Regions from separate parts of the Homo sapiens genome. Here region 1 is linked to region 2. A link is a loop called in an ENCODE intact Hi-C map of the cell type or tissue named here. Cell type or tissue: MCF 10A. All regions are shown on one strand. Links, peaks and the distances in the headings refer to the core of each region. The heading gives the core; the rest is flanking DNA.

What was found. A loop is a pair of places that touch in the nucleus more often than their neighbours do. Peaks named below come from ENCODE experiments on the same cell type or tissue, not always from the same donor. Only the 100,000 strongest peaks of a DNase experiment are listed, where the experiment ranks them.
Region 1: it touches region 2 in a loop (32-fold over the local background); 5 of 110 quality-filtered maps call a loop at or near these places.

What each region holds. Positions count from the first base shown.
Region 1 is chr4:40,734,058-40,740,295 of GRCh38, forward strand. No RefSeq gene overlaps it. Among named protein-coding and RNA genes, the nearest start is that of NSUN7, 13 kb to the right of the region's middle. In MCF 10A, for the core only: a CTCF peak has its summit at 3,033 (motif pointing right); no DNase peak of the experiment used is centred there.
Region 2 is chr4:41,658,009-41,664,246 of GRCh38, forward strand. LIMCH1 (LIM and calponin homology domains 1) reads left to right here. Exons shown (of 32, transcript NM_001330672.2): 19 at 3,412-3,502; 20 at 4,813-4,976. Among named protein-coding and RNA genes, the nearest start is that of LIMCH1-AS1, 32 kb to the right of the region's middle. In MCF 10A, for the core only: a CTCF peak has its summit at 3,642 (motif pointing left); a DNase peak (open chromatin) is centred at 3,633.

The DNA.
Region 1 (6,238 bases), core at 824-5,823, 920 kb before region 2:
GGAAGATGAGAGGCTCCTAGGAATTTCTGGGTGCAAGAGAATTTTAAACAATGAAGGTTTTAAAGAAGAGCTATTATGTCCTTGTGCTTAGGCCCTCTTAACTCTGAGAGAAAAAAGAGTAAAATTTCTGTCCTGGCTGACTGCTTTAAAGGAATATGATTCTGATTGTGCCATAGAAATCACTGCTTTATAAACCTTATATGTATCTGTTTACTACAGATGATCAAGGGAGAGAAAAGGATAGTAGGGACATAGAAGGAGAGAAAAGAAAAGCATTCACGGACAGGCCATGGAAGGCGTTTCTTGTTTCAGTAGTATTAAGTACCTATTTCATGTTGGACAGAGAAAAAGTTGAGTGAACTAAGTCCTCTGCCCTAAGGAGCTCATTATCCAATAACAGGGGAGAACAATATGTCATTAAATAATTTAAATAAAATCCAGATGTAATTAAGTTTTATTGAGCATTTAGTAAGAGCCAGATGCTTTCTGAGAAAAAAAAAAAAAAAAGCAGCCCCTGACATCTAAGGACTGGCCTAAAATTTATAGGTAGGCCTGAGTGGGAGCAGAAGCTGGCCGGGAGCTCACAGCTAGGACAAGTTATTCTCCTGCTGCGTGTAAACAATCTCACAGAACACTGACACCAGTCAAGTCACTCTGAGATCATGAGGAAGTGCGACAAAACAAGACCACTTCATAATTTTGTCTAAGCACAGACAAAAATGAGGTCACTGTGCAACCCCTAAAACACGAATAGCTCTTCTTTCAGCTAATATGAGCCTCTAGTGATTCTTTACCTTTAGAATTTTAGCCTTGCTCTAGTCTACTGTCCCTATAAACGTTGAGATGCCCAGTCATAGACTTTCCCTGCATTCTGACAGCATTCAATCCAGAGTGAACCCCTACTTCCTTGGATCCTTCCACAGACCACCCAACCGCAGCCCGAATCCAATAGTAGGTCTGATACCCTCTTACTGAGAAGCCCCACAGTTCCCCATGGTGTGTGTTCTCCCTTGCTGCAATGAGTAATAAACCCAATTCGTTCCACTACTGCTGTGCTCCTGGTGGGCTCTGGCTGGAGGGCACTGTCATCTCAAGTACATCATTTAATTTCATCCTCATAACGTGAGCATAAGCCTGAATTTATAGATGACGATAAGGCTCCTAAAGGTTAATTTAATTCAGAATTACAGGCAGAAAGAGACAAAGCTGGGATTTGAACACTGAGCTTTGAATGTTTCTCACTACCTTGAATGACTGAAGACAGAGAGCAAGATAGAGAAGAAAAAAGATGTCCAAAAAGAGACAAAAAGATGTTTTTCCTCACCCACTTTAACTGCCACTTTCAAGGAGCAACATCTCCATCTTGTGATATTTTATGATACGGGTTTTAAATAATTGAATTTTATAACTGTAGGAGATCGTTCAGACACAACTGAAATTTAAGAGAATACTTAAAAAAATTTGCTCCATAGGCAAAATAAAATTAAGCCATTACATTAAAAACCACAGCTATGAGGAAAGAAAGGTCTCTTATTGTCATCTGTCTTACTTTTTCTTTTCTGAGGGACAACCCTCCTGCATCCTTCCACTTTACAATAATGTCCTTCCCCAAGATGGCTGAGTACATACATCTCAAGTACGATGCGTGCCTCTGCATCAAGGAACTTTTGGGTATCTGAAGGTTAGGAATGGGAGACTTTTCACTGAATATCCTTTTGTATTAAAAAAAACTTAGGAGTATGTGAATATATTACTAATTCAAACACAAAACTAATTTTTTTTATTTTAAAATTTATTTATTTATTTATTTTGAGACAGAGTCTCACTCTGTCGCCCAAGCTGGAGAGCAGTGGCGCCACTGGGCTCACTGCAACCCTTGCCTCCCAGGTTCAAGTGATTCTTGTGCCTCAGCCTCCTAAGTAGCTAGGATTACAGGCGCCCTCCACCACATCCGGCTAATTTTTGTATTTTTAGTGGAGACGGGGGTTTCACTGTGTTGGTCAGGATGGTCTCGAACTCCTGACCTCAAGTGATCCACCCGCCTCAGCCTCCTAAAGTGCTGGGATTACAGGTGTGAGCCACCATGCCTGGTCAATTTTTATTTATTAATTTTTTCAGTCAGAGCAAGATAGCTTGATAATAAATTGACATTTTTAGGGTCAAATATAAAATATGCATGTGTCTGCCTTTTATTTTACTTTTTTAAAGAAGTAGACTCTATAACTAAGGTACTACCAGAACACAGTTATCTTCTGGTTTTTCATTTATCTGTTGTAATTGACCCAGATTGCTTAAACATGAGAATGTAGCAGCAAAAAAGAAATACACAGGCTAGGAAGCAGAGCTCAATTAAGAATAGAGAAAGCAGAAGAAAAAGAGAATAGACAAGGAGTCAGATGTAGGGTTCAATGGGAAAGGCAAGCAGTTCAAACTGGAGCAGTGTGAATAGAACCATATGAGTTGAGCAATCCTAAATAATCATGCTATCCAGATTTCAAGAAAACCTTTTTCTGAGTCACTTGGAAACATATAATTCTAAATTTAAAACCAGGTAGGAGCCAGGTTCTACGGCTCACGCCTGCAATCCCAGCACTTTGGGAGGCTGAAGTGGGCAGATCACTTGAGCTCAGGAGTTCAAGAACAACCTGGACAACATAGCGAAACCCCATCTCTACCAAAAAAATACAAAAATTAGCCAGGCATGGTGGCGTATGCCTGTAGTCCCAGTTACTTGGGAGGCTGAGTTGGAAGGATCACTTGAGCCTGGGAGGCAGAGGTTGCAGTGAGCTGAGATCATGCCACTGCACTCCAGCCTGGGTGACAGAACCGGACCCTGTCTCAAAAAAAATAAAAAATGAAACAGGGTAGCATTGGCATATGGAGTAAATACTGAACTGTATTGGCATGCTTATGCTAAAAAATTATTTGTTGTTTATCTAAAATTCAGATTTAACTGGGCATCCTATAAATTATCTGGCAACCCTAACTGTACATGCAATAAAAAAAAAATAAACAACTTACCAATTTGCCAGCAGATGGCTCCCCAAATCTAGTTTAGAATGAAACAGTGCATCCAAACATAGTGAGAAGTCATTATTGTTTCAGGGCTTTTGTTTTGAGTGTTTGTTTGATTGGCCTGGTCTGGTTGGATTCATTTTTTGCCAGGGGTGGGGGGAAGGGGCAGTGATAATTTTTATTTAGTTATATAAAAATATTAAATATCTTCTACCATCATTTCATACGATTCTTCATGATCCTTAACTTTAATGTTAAAATGAAAAAGAAATCACAATTTAATTTTCTATATTTTTTCTTTTATATTTGCTCAAGCATTTAAATACCAAGGCAACATGTATAATTTCAGTATAAGGTGACTCTGACATTTCGCGAAGGAATTCCATGCCCATTAGATTATGTATGCTGAGCATCAGGTTAGGGATCTTTATAAAAACTATACCTTTGCCTCTTTCATGCAGTCCGATTTGCTACAATATTTTAGCATTGAGGCATGAGCTTTGTTTTGACTCCAAAGCACACACCCAACACTCCCAATGAAATAATTGATTCAGTGGAATTTTTAGATCTGCCACAATTTTACCAACCCTTTGCTAATGCCAGAATACCTCCAAAAACAATCAAGCTTAGGCTCCGGTGAAAAACTCAGGAACCACCGTCAAGAAACATATAATAATTAAGTTGCATTTCCCACATTTCTATTAATACATAACGTACAACTCAATTTTGGATTTTTAAAAACTGTTGTCGTATACTATTCATTCTTAGTTCCACACTGGTTTAATAGAATCCTTCAAAGAATGTGCTGAGAAACCATGATTATTCTATAATAATGGCTTTCCTGCATTGCAAACGAATTAGGCTAGAATGTTCTCATACAATGTGAAGGGCACTATTTTAATGTGGCATTCACAAAAAGAGTGTATATGTCATATTAGAAGTGGTCTCCATCCTCCAATGCTCTGTGCCCCAGGAGGGTGCCCTGAATGGAATGCATCAAAGGGCTCCCTTGCTCTCAGACTGTGGGTTGGAATCAGCCAATCGTAGATATTGCAGCAGATGGGGAGAGCAGGAAAAGTGAGATCAGAAATATGTTTCTCCAGCTCACTCTCTACTGGTGAGTTGCCATGGGTTGGATGCAAACTTCTACTGAAGGCTATAGGTTCTATCAGGTGATCTTTTCTTTTCTTTTTCTTTTCTTTTTTTTTTTTTTTTTTGGAGACAAGAGTCTCGCTCTATCGCCCGGGCTGGAGTGGTGCAAGGGCACCATCTTGGCTCACTGCAACCTCTGCCTCCCAGGTTCAAGCGATTCCCCTGCCTCAGCCTCTTGAGTAGCTGGGATTACAGTCACGTGCCACCACGCCCAGCTAATTTCTGTATTTTTAGTAAAGATGGGGTTTTGTCTTGTTGGCCAGGCTGGTCTCAAACTCCTGGCCTCAGGTGATCCACCTGCCTCGACCTCCCAAAGGGATTACAGGCGTGAGCCACCACACCTGGCCTATCAGGTGACTTTTTCTAAATAGACCTTTCCTGCTCCCTTCTCCCAAATCTGGGGTAGAGGTTCTGTTTGCTCCATTGGGCCCTTTAGGCACCAGTATCACTATACTGCACTATAATTTTCTGCCCACCCCGTTGCATCTGTAAGTATCCACAAGACTAGGAACTGTGTCTTATTTTTGTCTTACTGATAGTAGATGTTCAGTAAATCTTCACTTAATCTGATAGAAGTTTTCATAATACAAATTTAAATAATCTTTTTAAATCTCTAAAAAAACTTTTAATAATAAAAAGAGTATTTCTCTAACTCTTTTTCACATAAACAAGGGCAAAATCCTGCTGGGTCTTAAAAAATTAAGAAATCTTAAATGAGTCACTGAAAAGCCTGGTTTAATATTCTTCTCTTAATAAATATTTATTGATTTATTTATATAGAGAGATGGGGTCTCACTTTATTGCCCAGGCTAGCCTTGAACTCCTCAGCTCAAGCAATCCTCCCAGCTCAGCCTCCCAAGTAGCTGGGACTATAGGTGTGCCACTGCACCCAGCATTATAATAATTTTTTAAAAGGATTCAAAATTTTAAAGTGATTTTAAAACATAGATGAAAAGGGCTTATATTTTATATTTAATATACACTTTATAATCTTTTAGAATATTATAATATCTTATGAACTTTTTTCTTGCATATGAGATCAATGTTATATTTTTAAAGAGCTAATCATGATATCATCTGAATTTATGGGAACGATACTTAATAGGCATTATGTTATATAGAGAAAAGTATGTTTACTTAAGAGAGATCTGATCCATTCTTACAAAGCTTTGGAACACTTACAATAAATAATTTGTAATAGAGTTCATAATAGTGGAGACATTATGAACAGGTGGTATCTATTAACAGAATGTGAATTACAGATTTGGCATTTATCTAGTTTATCTAGGTAATCTAGTTATCAGCAATGCAAAATGGTTGATCTAGATAATCCAATGACAATGAAAAAATTCATTTTAAGCCTTAGATTATTTGAACCAACAATAGATACTGATCAAATTAACTAGAAAAATGACCAAAGTTAATTTTATTATGAATATATAAATATAGCCCTAAGGTAAGAACAGAACCACTTAGCATTTTATAGTGTTTAACCCTTCAGTTTCCTTGAAACTTTCACAGGAATTTTACTTCAGCATGAAGTTCAAACATATACTCTTAATTTTTTTCAAAACTCCTTTTAACAATCTCTTCTCCTACTTTAGAAAATTAAATATATTTATCCTTTTTTGGTAAGTAAATATTGCAATTTATATTTGGGTTTCACCACATTAGAATTCCTTCCTCTGAAAACATTCATTTCAAGATAGTTGGGCTAATAAATTTGTGAAAAAATTATTGGCAAAACGAAGTAGAAAAAAGGGGATTAAGTGAAGTCATGCATTATAGTGCTTCATTTACATATGAATAGAAATGTCAGTGATTAATAATAAATTTTATCTTAGTCTTTGAAAATAAGATTTCTTTTTTCTTTCTTTCTTTTTTTTGAGACAGGATCTGGCTCTGTTACCCAGGCTGCAGTGCAATGGTGCAATCTCTGCTCACTGCAATCTCCATCTCCCAGGCTCAAACCATCCTCCCACCTCAGCCTCCCGAATAGCTGGGACTACAGGCATGCACCACCACACCTGGCTAATTTTTTTGTATTTTTAGTAGAGTTGGGGTTTTGCCA
Region 2 (6,238 bases), core at 756-5,755:
AAAACCTCTCAATACTGGAGGACAGCTTGGAATTGGTGTGACTCCAAGCCCAGGTGGTGGGACATTGAGGTCACCAGCACAGGCAGGGTTCCCACCTCCCCTGCCTTCTAGCAGTATGACCCTCGGTAAGTCGCTTAACCTCCCGGGCCTCAGTTTCTTCACTTGTATGAAGGGAATCATGTTGGTACCTACCTCCTAAGCTTGCTCTGAGAATTATGTGAGACGATTCTTATGAAAGGCCCAACAGCACTGACACGTGGCAAGTGCAGTAAATATTGATTGCAGTTTCTGCTGTTGCTACTATCAAGTTACCGTATCAAATGTCAGGATGTAACCTTTAAAGCACCTTTTAAGGTAAGTTATCTGGAGTTTAGTATTTGAGTGCTGAGCCATAGAGAAATGTCTTGAGAAATGTGAGAATTCTTGAAAGCAGAAGTTCTCCAGCATACATAAGTGGTAAAACGTTGCTGGAATGTGGTATGCTGGTACAATAAGCCTTAGTGAAGTAGTTAGTGCTTGAGCACCCCATCCCCTTTGCATCACACATTAGGTCTTTAGGTCTAAAGGGCTTCATGAACTATCTTATTTCATTGATTCTAAGTGGCACACTTTTCACATTTTAACATCTCTAAATCAGGATCTGTCTTATAATCAAAAGTGCATCATATTTAACAGATGGCGTGTTTTCTTTCTTAGTAGTACCTAAAGTAATACAACTTAAAATTGATGGCATTTTAGATTTAATAAAATATGTTCATTTCTTTGTTCATTTTTGGTCTGGTGAGGCTTTGGCCCTGTTGTGTAGTTATTTATTTTGTTTATAGTATTTGTAAACACCAGTGTTCTCAAGAGGCTCATTCATCAATATTTAACTGCAAATTTGTTTCCCAGTCTCAGTTTTCTATAATGTAATCCATTTGTGGGGAAGGGGAAGCTAAAAATCAGTATTTCTGCCAGTATTTTCTATATAGATGTCATAAAACAAAAATACCATCATGTATTAATATTTCTACATGTGCAAGACAGCACTTTGAATTATAAAACCCAACTTATTCTTTTGCAATGCTAAACTGGTTGATCTTCAAATCCTACTACCATGTTGGAGGTTCATATAGCAAACAATGTAAACACACACATGTACCATAACCTAAATATAACAAAACAGACCAGTTAACTATTCTCACTCATTTAAGTCTCTTGCAGGGATTCAAGTCAGACTTATTGATATATTAAAATATTACAAAATCCAAGGTGATGCATATTTCCTGCCTAGGGTTTTAAAAGTGTGTTTTAACTTAATATTATGTTCTTCCAGAATTGATACATGACTATCTGTCATTAGAAAATGCCCATCTAATTATGAGGATTTCAAAACTACTCCATCCTCCAAAGAAAAATCACATTTTTGCCACTAGATGCTATTGTAAAACCTTTTAGAAACTTGAAAGTTTTGTTGTTTAAAATTTCTTTGTTTTTAAAGAATTCAGTGATGGTTTCCACCAATGCATTAACTTTAAATACCTTTCATTTTGAGAGGCAAAATTTGATTTATGGATAAAATATATATACTTATGAGAGACGAATAAATTCATAGTTCTCGAGAACCCATGGGGATATTTTATGAGTTAATAATGCCTTTTCTGAAACCAACTTTAGCCTTTATCTTAAAACCTTTTAAAATTTATGCAATATTTCATACACACTTTAAAATTTAACTTTAGCTTTTTACAAGAAACTTCTACCAAAAAATGCAATAGTCATTAACTTGCTCTCTTTAATTATCAAAATATAATCTAGCTAGTATTTAATTTAACATTTTATTTATTTTTACTAAGTAAATATTGTAATAGCAGGATAATTTTGGACTTCATTCTAGAGTCAATTGGCTCCCAGTGAAAGACAATGTAAAATTACATTGATTTTGTTTTCCAATTACAGAAGTAATACATAGTCATTATAGAACATTTTGGAATATATAAAATGTATGTAAAGAGAAGGAAAAGTCACCCAAAACTTAAGCACATTAAAAATAATCACAATTAACATTTTTGTATTTTCTTACTATCTTTTTTTCTATATGTTTATGTATAGGCATGTATATAATCATATACATGTAAACATCAAACTATGTATACAGTTTACATTTCCTATCATTAGTAAGTATTTTCACGTATCATTAACTATTATTCAACATCTTATTTTTTCATGATTATATTGCCTTTATGGACATGCAGTAATTCATTCAATCATTCCCCAATTATTGGATATTTAAGTTGTTTCAATTTTTTTTACTATTGTAAATTCCATCAAGCATAAAACTGACACAATTGAAGTACTACTGAGAGAGAGGAACACAAGCATTAGAGTAATTACTGGAGGTGCCATGGAGATGAACATGACAGTGATGTACCAAGTGGATTGGACAGTGAGGTTCAAATCACAGAGACTTCTTAGTGGAGAACAAGGAAGAAAGGCAAACCTGGAGTCCCAGCCATAGAAACAGAAAGGAAATGATTGATATGAAAACTAGTATGTTAGAAACTTAGAAGGACTTGGCAAATGATGAATATTCATGAGGTATGAGTCAAAGATCACTTGAAAGTTTATGTGATGGGAAGAACTGCTGCCATAAACAGAAATTGTCAAATTTGGAGGAGAAGGCCATTGACCCTAGAGGTGAAACCGAAGCTCTGATGGACTCTCACAGCTGGAGATGAAAATACGAGTTATACACGGAGAATGTAATGGTGAATCCATGGGAATAATTGATATATTTGAGGGTAATTCAGCACAAGTGGAGGAAAACAGGGTCCAGTTGAAATCTTTCAGAATGACCCATATTTTGATGAAAAGGAGTAAGAACCAGTGAGAAAAGAGTAGTCTGAAAGTGGGGAGGAGAGGGAAAAGGAGAGAATGAATTAGAACTCCAGTAATAGAGATTCACTGGGAGCCCAGGAAGGATGAGAACTGCAGGCTAAAATCCACAATGGTAAGGGCCACAGGCAACTATGCCAAGACAGGCCACTGAGAAGTTAATTGTAACCTTTAAAGAACCACAAAAAGACTTCACTGGTGTTATGACCCTAAGCCAGCTTGAAAGGCTTTCAAGAACAAGTAGGTGATAGCCATGATTTTGAGCTTTTGGTGGTGAAAGAAAAGAAAATGTGGGATGTGCGTCCAAGGCAGTCATAGGAGGTTTGGTGAGATGGTGAACCGCATGGGTGTCCTGTTCTCCATAGAATGTCTCCTTCCAACCAATCCAGGCTCTCGCCATGAAGCTGCCTGGGAAGTAGAAGAGGGAATTCATATGGCCAAACCACTTTGTTGACCTAAAAATTACTGCTTAAAAAATAATTTTTAGAACTTTTAAAGGAATCATTTATTCAAGGGGGAAAAAAATCTCTTTTTCAGGCAACCACTGAGAAAACGGAACCGAATAGTCAAGAGGACAAGAATGATGGTGGAAAATCAAGAAAAGGGAATATAGAACTTGCCTCATCAGGTTTGTTTCATAAGAGACTAGTTTTAAGGCAAATCATGGTAACTGTTTAAGATGTAATGGAAATAGTCAAGAATTTTTCCTACTGAGCCACAGGAAAGTAGTAATTAGACTCCAGGAGTGGTGCGGTTGTGCTGCCACCTAGAGGCTTCCTGGGGAAGTTCTGCCCGTATGGTTAATGTTGCTGTGAAAATAGGAGCCCATGCTCTTTCTTAAAGCTACCCAGTTTTATTTTGTTTTTTAAAATATTTATCCCTATAATCATAAAGAATATTGTGTTCTTCCATATAAATCATGCTAAAAATTGAGGGTAGGATTTTGACACACAGTAACAGCAATAGATAAGCGAGAGGTCAAAAACATAAAAATAGACGCTGAAATGGTAAAGCTCACATATAGTTAAAAATGAATAAAATAGTGCCATGAATCTGGACAGTGAGTATAATATACTGTATTCGTTGTTTTAGGAAGAAGACCCTGTTCCCGAAAGTCTTGTTCCTCAATATTTTTTTGCAGCCTTATCAATATGTTTAACACTTTTCTTCTTTTGATAAACAGTAAAACCTCTCACCCTCTTTCAATACCAAATTATTATTTTTTATAAGGCCTTTCTCCAGTGTTTACCACTTGAGAAACATAATTTGTCAATTACCAAATTATTTTTAGGTAACATTTTTAAATAAATTAAATATCACTTAAAATAATAGCATTTACTTTTTCAAACTAGATTGTGCCTTCACATTTTGATATGCCCCCTTAGGTAGTGACTTTTCCACCCCTTCTAAAGTGAACCTAATTCTTCTTTATGTATCAGAGAACACTTTATTTTCATTGCATTATATACATATACCCCACAATCCGTAACACATTCCAATTAAGAAATTCTGATGTTAAAATGGAGCATTGAAATACAAAAAAAGGAAGCATCAGGTTGCTGCTCATTCACTGGGATAGAAACTACCTGTAGATGTTCTCTTATCTAGCCCAGCTGTCATAATTATATATTTCGTGTCAGCATTCTGTTCCATGTGGTGTTATTCAGATGTAAACCGTGACCCTTACTAAAAACTTAAGTTCTTCATAGTGTGGTTATAGGACGTGATTTGTGTTGCTTGTTGTTCAATACCATGAAAGAGCTTTGGGAATTCCAGCATCTTAGGCTCTTTTATATCTCTGAGCACACTGTCATTCAGCTTATATTGCCAGGACGGGATATGGACTGAATGTACTTCATGGCATTGCAGAATAAATGGTCCTATAGATATTTGATTTTCTTTTCCTTCTGTACGTTTCTGGATGTAACTCCATTGCAGAACCACAGCATTTTACAACAACTGTGACTCGATGCAGCCCGACCGTGGCCTTTGTGGAATTTCCCTCCAGCCCCCAGCTGAAGAATGATGTGTCGGAAGAAAAAGACCAGAAGAAACCAGAAAATGAAATGAGTGGAAAGGTGGAGTTGGTGCTGTCACAAAAGGTGAAGTGCAGAGTGGAGGAAAGCGGTTAAACCCACAAGTTAACATGGCCCCATATTACAGCTAGCTGCTGCTGTGGCAGTTGTGAATAATGAAGATTTATTTCTCTCCTCATCTTTTTTCCTATCTTTAATCTGTAGTTTTTCTTTTTCGTGTGTGTGTGTGTGTGTGTGTGTGTGTGTGTGTGTGTGATGGAGTTTTGCTCTTGTTGCCCAGGCTGGAGTGCAGCGGTGTGATCTCTGCTCACCACAACTTCTACCTCCTGGGTTCAAGTGATTCTCCTGCCTTAGGCTCCCGAGTAGCTGGGATTATAGGCGTCTGCCACCACGCCCAGCTAATTTTTATATTTTTAGTAGAGACGGGGTTTCACCATGTTGGCCAGGCTATTCTTTGTGGAAAAGTGTAATATAAGTTCTAAAGCCTTGCAGTTAGGTTTTAGTTTGCTGTGTGTGTTTGCTTATTTGCTTTTTAACCTGTCAGCTTACTGGCTAGTCTCTCTCCAATAATCATCTATTTGTTAGCCATGGTAATTCTGATGCCACTGGATTTGGATAACAAGAAACCTAGAAAATTATTATTCTGATATAATAGGTTTTAAAGTCTTGTTTTTATTAAAGTTTCTTCCTTGTTTAGAGTCTCATCTCATTCACATTAGTTTGATTTGTTTTCAGGTACAGAGTCTAAAAATATTCATCAGTTACACCAGTTGTTCGCAACCTTGATTACTCTTGGGAATTTAAAAAATAACAAGCTAGCTGGGTGTGGTGGCTCACAACTGTAATCCCAGCACTTTGGGAGGCCAGGGCAGGAGGATCACTTGAGCCCAGGAGTTCAAGACTAGCCTGGGCAACCCAGAAAGTCTTCATCTCTAAAAAAAAAAAAAAAAAAAAATAGTAATAATAATAATAGTTAGCCAGGCATGGTGGTGAGTGCCTGTAATTCCAGATACTGTGGAGGCTTAGGTGGGAGGATCACTTAGCCCAAGAGGTCAAGGCTGCTGTGAGCTGTGATTATACCACTGCACTCTAACCTGGGCGACACAGCTAGACCCCATCTCAAAAACAAACAAACAAAACAATCCAAGCCCATTCCAGACCAAATAAATTAGAATCTGTGGAGGCAGAGCCCAGGCATCTGTATTTTTTAAAGCTCCCAGGTAATTTTAATGGGCCACCACTACGGACTTGCACAACTGGAAGACTATCCGTAGTGGTGTACCACCTTTCAGAATGGACCCTCAATTTGGGTATGACCTTAAAGTGAA